Regions from separate parts of the Homo sapiens genome. Here region 2 is linked to region 1. A link is a loop called in an ENCODE intact Hi-C map of the cell type or tissue named here. Cell type or tissue: GM12878. All regions are shown on one strand. Links, peaks and the distances in the headings refer to the core of each region. The heading gives the core; the rest is flanking DNA. Region 1 has its middle 17 kb from the start of CDH1. Region 2 overlaps CDH1 (cadherin 1).

Evidence for each region. A loop is a pair of places that touch in the nucleus more often than their neighbours do. Peaks named below come from ENCODE experiments on the same cell type or tissue, not always from the same donor. Only the 100,000 strongest peaks of a DNase experiment are listed, where the experiment ranks them.
Region 2: a loop joins it to region 1, with 5 times the contacts of the local background. A loop is called at or near these places in 6 of 110 quality-filtered maps.

What each region holds. Positions count from the first base shown.
Region 1 is chr16:68,717,937-68,722,323 of GRCh38, reverse strand. It overlaps a transcript of CDH3 not described here. Among named protein-coding and RNA genes, the nearest start is that of CDH1, 17 kb to the left of the region's middle. RefSeq lists an enhancer at 1,970-2,099. In GM12878, for the core only: no CTCF peak of the experiment used is centred there; a DNase peak (open chromatin) is centred at 1,973; H3K27ac peaks cover 1,397 bases.
Region 2 is chr16:68,780,115-68,784,501 of GRCh38, reverse strand. All of the region lies in intron 2 of CDH1 (cadherin 1), which reads right to left. Among named protein-coding and RNA genes, the nearest start is that of CDH1, 45 kb to the right of the region's middle. RefSeq lists cis regulatory regions at 160, 3,405, 4,089 and enhancers at 1,538-1,727, 1,758-1,877, 2,388-2,487, 3,333-3,477, 4,017-4,161 and 2 more. In GM12878, for the core only: no CTCF peak of the experiment used is centred there; DNase peaks (open chromatin) are centred at 1,519 and 2,065; H3K4me3 peaks cover 333 bases; H3K27ac peaks cover 1,534 bases.

The sequences.
Region 1 (4,387 bases), core at 225-4,224:
GGCCACATTAACTCACTCACTCACTCGTTCATTCATTCATTCATTCATTCAATAAACACTCACTGGCACCTAGCATGCACAAATGCTTGGCTGGTGACAGGGGCCCCTCCCTATCCTGAAGAAGCTTTTGATCTGATGGAATAAACAGACAAGGGAGCCAGGGATTTACAACCCAAGGATTTACAACCCAGAGCAATAAGCAAGGATAATCCTTTTGTTGTTGTTGATGTTGTTGTTGTTGGTAGTCTTGCTTATCACCCAGGTTGGAGTGCAGTAGTGCCATCTCGGCTCACTGCAACTTCTGCCTCCCAGGTTCAAGCAATTCTCCTGCCTCAGTCTCCTGAGTAGCTGGAGTTACAGGCACCCGCCACACACCCAGCTAACTTTTGTATTTTTAGTAGAGATAGGGTTTCACCATGTTGGCCAGGCTGGTCTCGAACTCCTGACGTCAAGTGATCTGCCCGCCTCAGCCTCCCAAAGTGCTAGAATTACAGGCGTGAGCCACCACGCCTGGCCAACAAGGATGATCTTAACAATTATGTATTATTATTTTGTTTTGAGACGGAGTTTCAGAAATATGATGGGGAGCAAAGTGACATTTAAGCTGAGTTAACCAGTGTTTCTGGCAGAAGTCACCACCTGGGCAAAGGCCCAGAAGGGAGAAGAGCTTAGTCTAGCCAAGAAGGGAGAGGCAGGAGGTTAGACCCAAGAGCAGGGAAGGGGCTGGGCATAGTGGCTCACACCTGTAATCCCTAACTGCTGAGTACCCGCAGTTAAAAGACTGAACTGTGGCCGGGTGCGGTGGCTCATGCCTTTAATCCCAGCACTTTGGGAGGCCAAGGCGGGTTGATCATCTGAGGTTAGGAGTTCGAGACCAGCCTGGCCAATATGGTGAAACCCCGTCTCTACTAAAAATACAAAAATTAGCCAGACCTGGTGGCAGACACCTGTAATCTCAGCAACTCGGGAGGCTGAGGCAGGAGAATTGCTGGAAACTGGGAGGCAGAGGTTGCAGTGAGCCGAGATCGTGCTACTGCACTCCAGCCCAGGCCGACAACAGCGAGACTCCATCTCAAAAAAAAAAAAAAAAAAAAGACTAAACTGCATAAAGGGTAAGGTCCAGGAACACTGAGATGCTGAGAGGATGTCACACAGCTTGTCTCCAGGAATGTCACATGATTTAGTATGATGATTAGGAGCATGGGCCCTGAAATGAGAGGGCTGGATCAAATACTGGGGATACTGGGCTATGTTGACCTTGACAATTTATGAAACCTCTGCGCACCTAGGTTCTTGTCAATTAGTAAAATAGAGGTAGTGCTAGTTCCTACCATCTAGGAGTGGTATAAGGATGAAATGAACTAATACCTGCAAAGTGCTTAATACATCTAAATGCTCAATAAAGGCCTGACATGGTGGCTCATGCCTGTAATCCCAGCACTTTGGGAGGCCGAGGAGGGTGGATCACTTGAGGTCAAGAGTTCGAGACCAGCCTGGCTAACATGGTAAAACCCATCTCTACTAATAATACAAAAATTAGTCGGCGTGGTGGCAGGCTCCTGTAATCCCAGCTACTCGGGCTTGGGAGGCTGAGGCAGGAGAATCGCTTGAGCCTGGGAGGCAGATGTTGCAGTGAACTGAGATCGTGCCACTGCATTCCGGCCTGGGCAACAGAGCGAGACTCCATCTCAAAAAAAAAAAAAAAGACTTAATAAAGAACATTTAAAACACTATTGTCTTGCCCTACCCTTCTGATGTGAAAAAACACATGTATGGGTAGCCTGGCAGTGACTCAGTGCTCAATAGATGTCTGTGCCTTGTTAGAGATGTTTAGAGCTCTCTCTTCCCTTTCTGGGCTAAGAAACTATGTTTCTGGGAGGCAAAGGTACTTGCCCAAGGTCACCAGCAAGTCCCAGACACAGCTGTCAGGCTGGGCTTGACAAACTTTAGATTTTAAGAGGTTCTGCAAAGATCTGATTCAGGGTATGCATGGGGAATTCCCTTGCTACCCAGAATTTCACAGATCTCACGCTCTCTTTCTTTCTCTTTTTTTTTTTTAGCCTCCCCTCATGTTAAAAAAAATTAGTTTGCATATGGTAAAATTCACACTTTTTGGGATTCAGTTCTGTGAGGTTTTTTGTTTTGGTTTGGTTTGGAGTTTTTTCTTGAGACAGGGTTTCACTCTGGCACCCAAGCTGGTATGCAGTGGTGTGATCATGGCTTACTGCAGCCTCGACCTCCTGGGCTCAAGAGATCCTCCCACCTCAGCCTCCCAAGTAGCTGGGACCACAGGTGGGCATGCCACCATGCCTGGCTAATTTTGTTCATTTTTTGTAGAGAAGAGGTTTCACTATGTTGCCCAGGCTGGTCTTGAACTCCTAGGCTCAAGGGATCCTCCCTCCTCAGCCTCCCAAAGTGTTGGGATTACATGCATGAGCCACTGCATCTGGCCAAGTTCTGTGAGTTTTGACAGACACAAGCAGTTGTATATCCACCACTATAATCAAGATGTAGTACAGTTCCATCTCTGGGTGTGGTGGCTCACGCCTGCAATCCCAGCACTTTGGGAGGCCAAGATGGGCGGATCACGAGGTCAGGAGTTTGAGATCAGCCTGGCCAATATGGTGAAACCCCGTCTCTAATAAAAATACAAAAATTAGCTGGTGTGTGCCTGAGGTCCCAGCTACTTGGGAGGCTGAGGCAGGAGAATTTTGCTTGAACCCGGGAGGCAGAGGTTGCAGTGAGCCAAGATGGCGCCACTGCACTCCAGCCTGGGTGACAGAGCGAGACTCCCTCTCAAAAAAAAAAAAAAAAAAAAAAAGAACAGTTCCATCATGCCAAAAAATCCCCCTGTGCCCTTGTAGATGACCACACCCCTCATTCCTGGTCCCCGACAACCACTGGGCCCTTTTCTGTCCCCAGAGTTTTGCTTTTTCTAGATTGTCATATAAATGGAATCATACAGTATGTGGCCTGTTGTATATGTTTCTTTCACTTAGCAAAATGCTTTTGAGCATATTGTTGTGTATGTCTGTAGTTCATAGTTCGTTTTTTATCTTTTTTTTTTTTCTTTTTTTTTGAGACGGAGTCTCACTCTTTTTTGCCCAGGCTGGAGTGCAATGGCACAATCTCCACTCACTGCAACCTCCACCTCCTGGGTTCAAGCAATTCTCCCTGTCTCAGCCTCCCAAGTAGCTGGGATTACAGGCGTGCACCACCACGCCCAGCTAATTTTGTATTTTTAGTAGAGACGGGGTTTCACCATGTTGGCTAGGCTGGTCTTGAACTGCTGACCTCAGGTGATCCACCTGCCTTGGCCTCCCAAAGTGCTGGGATTACAGGCGTGAGGGAGCCACCGCGCCCGGCCCCGTTTTTTTTCTTAATAGTCTTCCATTATTGTATAGCTACACCACAATTAATTGTTGTATCCATTTACCAGTTAATGAGCACTTGGGCTATTTCCTCTTTGGGGCTATTATAAATAAAGCTTCTAGGAACATGTATGCGTCTTTGTGTGGACATATGTTTTCATTCTTCTTGGGTAAATACCTAGGAGCAGAGTTACTAAATCATATGGTTAGCATATGTTTATGCTTTCTAAGAGATTGCCAAACTGTTTTCCTTTTTTATTTTTATTTTTTTGAGACAGAGTCTCATTCTGTTGCCCAGGATGGAGTGCAGTGGAGCAATCTCGGCTCACTGCAACCTCCACCTCCCGGGTTCAAGCGATTTTGTTGTCTCAGCCTCCCGAGTAGCTGGGGTTACAGGCATGCGCCACCACACCTGGCTAATTTTTTTGTATTTTTAGTAGAGATGGGTTTTTGACATCTTGGCCAGGCTGGTTTTGAACTCCTGACCTCAGATGATCCACCCGCCTCGGCCTCCCAAAGTGCTGGGATTATAGGCATGAGCCACCACACCCAGCCAGCCAAACTGTTTTTCAAAGTGGCTGTCTTAGTCTGTTTTACGTTGCTATAACAGAATTCCTGACACTGGGTAATTTAACACACAAAAAAAGTTTAGCCAGTTCGGTGGCTCACACCTGTAATCCCAGCACTTTGGGAGGCTGAGGTGGGAGGATCACTTGAGCTCAGAAGTTTGAGATCAGCCTGGGCAACATGGCAAAATCTATCTCTAGAAAAAATACAAAAACTAGCCAGAGTGGCACGTGCCTGTAGTCCTAGCTACCCAGGAGGCTGAGGTAGGAGGATCACTTGAACCTGGGGGCAGAGATTGCAGTGAGCCATGATTGTGCCACTGCACTCCAGTCTGGGCAACTCCAGCCTGGGCAACTCCAGCCTGGGCAACAGAATGAGACTCTGTCTCAAAAAGAAAAAAAGAAAAGAAAAGGAAAAAGAAAAAGTTTATTTAGCTCATGATTCTGGAG
Region 2 (4,387 bases), core at 297-4,296, 62 kb before region 1:
CCATGTGGGCGGTGGAAAGGAGGATGACCCACACATGATGGGAGAGGGAAGGGGGTGCTGCCGGCGGATGCTGGTCAGCTGGTCTAGCAAAAAAAAAATGCTGGATGTCAGTTGACCAGAGTCAGATGACCAGATTCTCTCTGGAGAATGTCAGGCAAGACCCCTGCATTTTTTCTGGGTTCGTTTTATCATCTGTAATGCACAGAGGCGGAACTGTACCAGCAAAGATGTGGGGCTCCAAGGCCTTGGACATCATGGCAAGTAGGAATCAGTATGGCTTTTTAAGAGAACATTCTGATCATGTTTATAGATTTTACATGCATAAATCCTTTCTTTCAGCAAAGCCCATTTTTAGGACTTCATCTCACAGAGGGACTCACACATTGCATCAGGGCAGATATACGGAGGGCCACTACAATCTTGTTTATGGTGGCAAAAGATAGACACATCATTGACAGAGGGCTGGATAAATCAATGATGGGCATCCACTCAATGGAAAATGATGCAAAAATTAAAAATCATGAAGGGCTGGGCACGGTGGCTCATGCCTAAATCCCAGCACTTTGGGAGGCCGAGGTGGGTAGATTGCTTGAGGTCAGGAGTTCAGGACCAGCCTGGCCAACATGGTGAAACTCCATCTCTACTAAAAATACAAAAATTAGCCAGGCGTGGTGGTAGGTGCCTGTAGTCCCAGCTACAAGGGAGGCTGAGGCTTGAGAATTGCTTGAACCCGGGAGGTGAGGGTTGCAGTGAGTCCAGATCATGCCACTACACTCCAGCCTGGGTGACAGAGCGAGACTCTATCTCAAAAAAAATAAATAAAATAAAAAGAATGAGGGAGCTGTTTAAAAAAGAATCAAGTAAGTGTATATGTAATAATATGGGAAGAATCTGTCTTTAAAGAGCACACAGCTAAATGGGATAGGGAATAGGCTTAGAATATCTTCAGAAGGAAACAAGAAATCGGTAACACTGCTTGTCTCAGATGAACTGCTGACAGGCAGACACTTTTAGGCTCTTAGGTACCATTTAAATTGGCTTGTGTTTGTTTTCCTATGTTCACATAAACAAACTTTTTTTTCTTTTTTTCTTTTTTCTTTTTTTTTTTTTTTTGAGATACTCTGTCACCTAGGCTGGAGTGCAGTGGCATCATCTTAGCTCACTGCAACCTTCACCTCCTGGGTTCAAGCGATTCTCGTGCCTCAGCCTCCTGAGTAGCTGGGATTACAGGCATGTGCCACCATGCCTGGCTAATTTTTGTATTTTTAGTAGAGACGGGGTTTCGCCATGTTACCCAGGCTGGTCTCGAACTCCTGAGCTCAGGATATCTGCCTGCCTCGGCCTCCCAAAGTGCCAGGATTACAGGAGTGAGCCACCACTCCCGGCCCTTTTTCTTTTCTTTAATGAGAGGGTTGAACCAAAGGAGGGATGGGTGTTCAGTTGACCGTAATCTCAATAGGCAACATGTGATGTGGCTTCCAAAACCAGATTTCAGTTGTGTTTTCAGAAATGAGACACTTAGGATATGGGAGACTATATAGTCCTTCTCTGATTCTATTTGTGGTTTGATAAGTACATTCTCAGGGTTGCAATCTGATGACCTCAATGATAAGTGCTGTTTTTTTTCCAAGAGTCATGCTCTAAGAGGAACACTGACCCATGGAGCTGGTCCAGGGACGGAGGGGCAAGGATGGGAAGGAACCCTGTGTGGGGTGAGGGGCAGGAAACGGGCTCACTGTCAACAATTCTAGGGCTGACTCCTTTGCGAAGGATCGGTCACAATGGCACCAGAGGGTAAGATGTGGGCCAGCGGAGAGAAGAAAGAACAAGATAATCTGACCCTACACAGAACTAGGCTGTAGCCTCCTGAACGCCCCCTCAAAGCACAGGTGGCTTTACCAGGTGCTGCCTCATAGAGCACTAACGGTCAGCGCTTAGGCCTGGAGTCTAGATAGATGTGGACTTGAATGCAAACTGTGCCTCTGACTAGCTGTGTTAACTTCAGGAAAGTTAAACGCTTGAGTCTTAGTTTCCTCTTCAACTACAGAGTGGCCCCCACCTGTCACAGTTGGTGGGAACATTTGAAGAGTTTGTATGTGGTAAGCTGCCGCTCCTGTTCTGCCACAGATGGCTTTTGCAGAACTCGAAACTTCTGCAACTGCCTCTGAGGTCACCCTAAGGAGAGGCAGTGCCCCCAAGGTGGGTGTGCAGGTTCCTGGGACAGGGCAACATCCCCAGGGCCTTCCCTGTAGGGTCAAATCCTGAGGGTGTGGACTGCCTCCCTGTGGCCCCCGTCCACGCCCTCAGGATTGGCCACTCCTGCCTTTGGGTGTGGTGGTCCCTTGCCTGTGGGGGGTGCCTGTGGAGCCAGAAGGAAGCCCTGAACTTGAGAAAGTCAATCCTTTTCCACCCCTCTTGATCAAAGATTTGATACCATGGGGAACAGCAGCTGCCCACACCAACCACTCCCTTCTCAGGCCATCTGGAAACATCTCTGTGGCCATGAAAGGAGTTTCCTGGGCTGCGGTTTTGTTTTTCTGACCCCCTCCTTGAGGCCTTAGCAGTGAGTGCCTAGGATTTGAGCCAAGGTTTGGGCTAGTGAAGGGCATCAAGGAAGGCATGGGCCCCCTGGAACTGTGGGTTAAGATATGGGCACCTGTGGGAGGCTCTGTGGTCTTCAACAGTCTCTCAAAGAGTCTCAGATCCCAAAGGGATTAAAGATATACTGAGGGGGCCCGGCATGATTGCTCAGGCCTGTAATCCCAGCAGTTTGGCTAAGGCAGGGAGATCACTCGAGTCCAGGAGTTTGAGATCAGCCTGGGCAACATAGTGAGACCCTGTCAATAAAGAAAATTAAAAAATTGGCCGGGCATGGTGTTGCATGCCTGTTATCCCCGCACTTTGGGAGGCCAAGGGGGATGGATTGCTTGAGCTCAGGAGTTCGACACCAACCTGGGCAACATGGCAAGACCCCATCTCTAAAAAAAGAAAAAATTAGCCAGGTGTAGTGGCATGCTCCTGTAGTCCCAATTACTGGGCAGGCTGAGGTGGAGTTAATTGCTTGAGCCCAGGAGGTCAAGGCTGCAACTAGCCGTGATCACACCATTGCACACCAGCCTGGATGACAGAGTGAGACCCTAACTCTAAAAAGGAAGGAAAAAGTAAAAGACATACTGAGGGGTTAAAATGAGTGCTGCGGGTGTGTGGAGGAGGGTGGAGAATGAAGCGGAGGCAACTGAGGCCACAATGCCTAATTGTTTCCAATACCCCCACCCTCAACTCAAACCCTCTGACCTGCAGATAAATAATGTCAGGCCTCCTGTGTGAGTGCTTTGAGTGCTGCGAATTACAAAATACAAAGCACAGCTGAGGAGTGGGGACAGGGTGGTCAAAAGGTGAGAGGAGAACATGGAGACAGAACGGCTTGTCAGCCGACACTTTTTTCCCCACAGACTCAATTCATCTCTGGACTCCTGGACCATTGCAGTAGCTCCTTAATCTTCCCAATTCTGGCCCAGGTTGCTACGGCGTCTTCTCTACACAGTAGCCGCATTGAGCTTGCTACAACCTCGGTCAGGCCATGACAAGCCTCTGCTCTATGCAGAGCCCTCCAGAGACTCACTTTTCCCAGAATAAAAGCCCAGCTCTCTACAGTGAGGCCTCAGCTACTTCTGACTTTGTCACCAACTACCCTCATGTCACTTGCTCTGCTCAGCCAACACCCTGGAGGTAACTGTGGGCATGAAATCACGAGAATGAGGTGCAGTACTAGCCAGCTTTGAAGACGCATGAAGTTATGGGAGCGCCACTCCTGATTCATCAGCACTGTTCTCCTGGGGTTGACTCCAAGGCCCTTTAGCCAAAAACATACAATAAGGTAGTAAACGCTGTAGAGAAAACAATAGAACAGGTGCTGGGCATGGTGGCCGAAGCCCGTAATCCCAAGCACTTTGGGAGGTCGAGATGGGTAGATCACTTGAAATCAGCCTGGCCAACATGGCGAAACCCTATCTCTACTAAAAATACAAAAATTAGCCAGGTGTGGTGGTGCACACCTGTAATCCCAGCTACTTGGGAGGCTGAGGCAGGAGAGAATCACTTGAACCCAGGAGGTACAGGTTGCAGTGAGCCAAAATCATGCCACTGCACTCCAACCTGGGTGACAAAGGGAGACTCTGTCTCAAAATAAATAAACAAAAAATAATAAAATAAAATAAACAGGGAGGAAGGATAAGGAGGGAGTGCTGGAGGCAGTGGTGTGCCATGTCAAAGGCAATGAAGGTGACTTAGAGCAAAGGCAGTTTTAGCTGAGACCTAAGACTTGCTGGAAGGGAGGGAAGGAGGGAGGAAGGGAGCCACACGGTCCCCTTTGGAAGGACATTTCAGG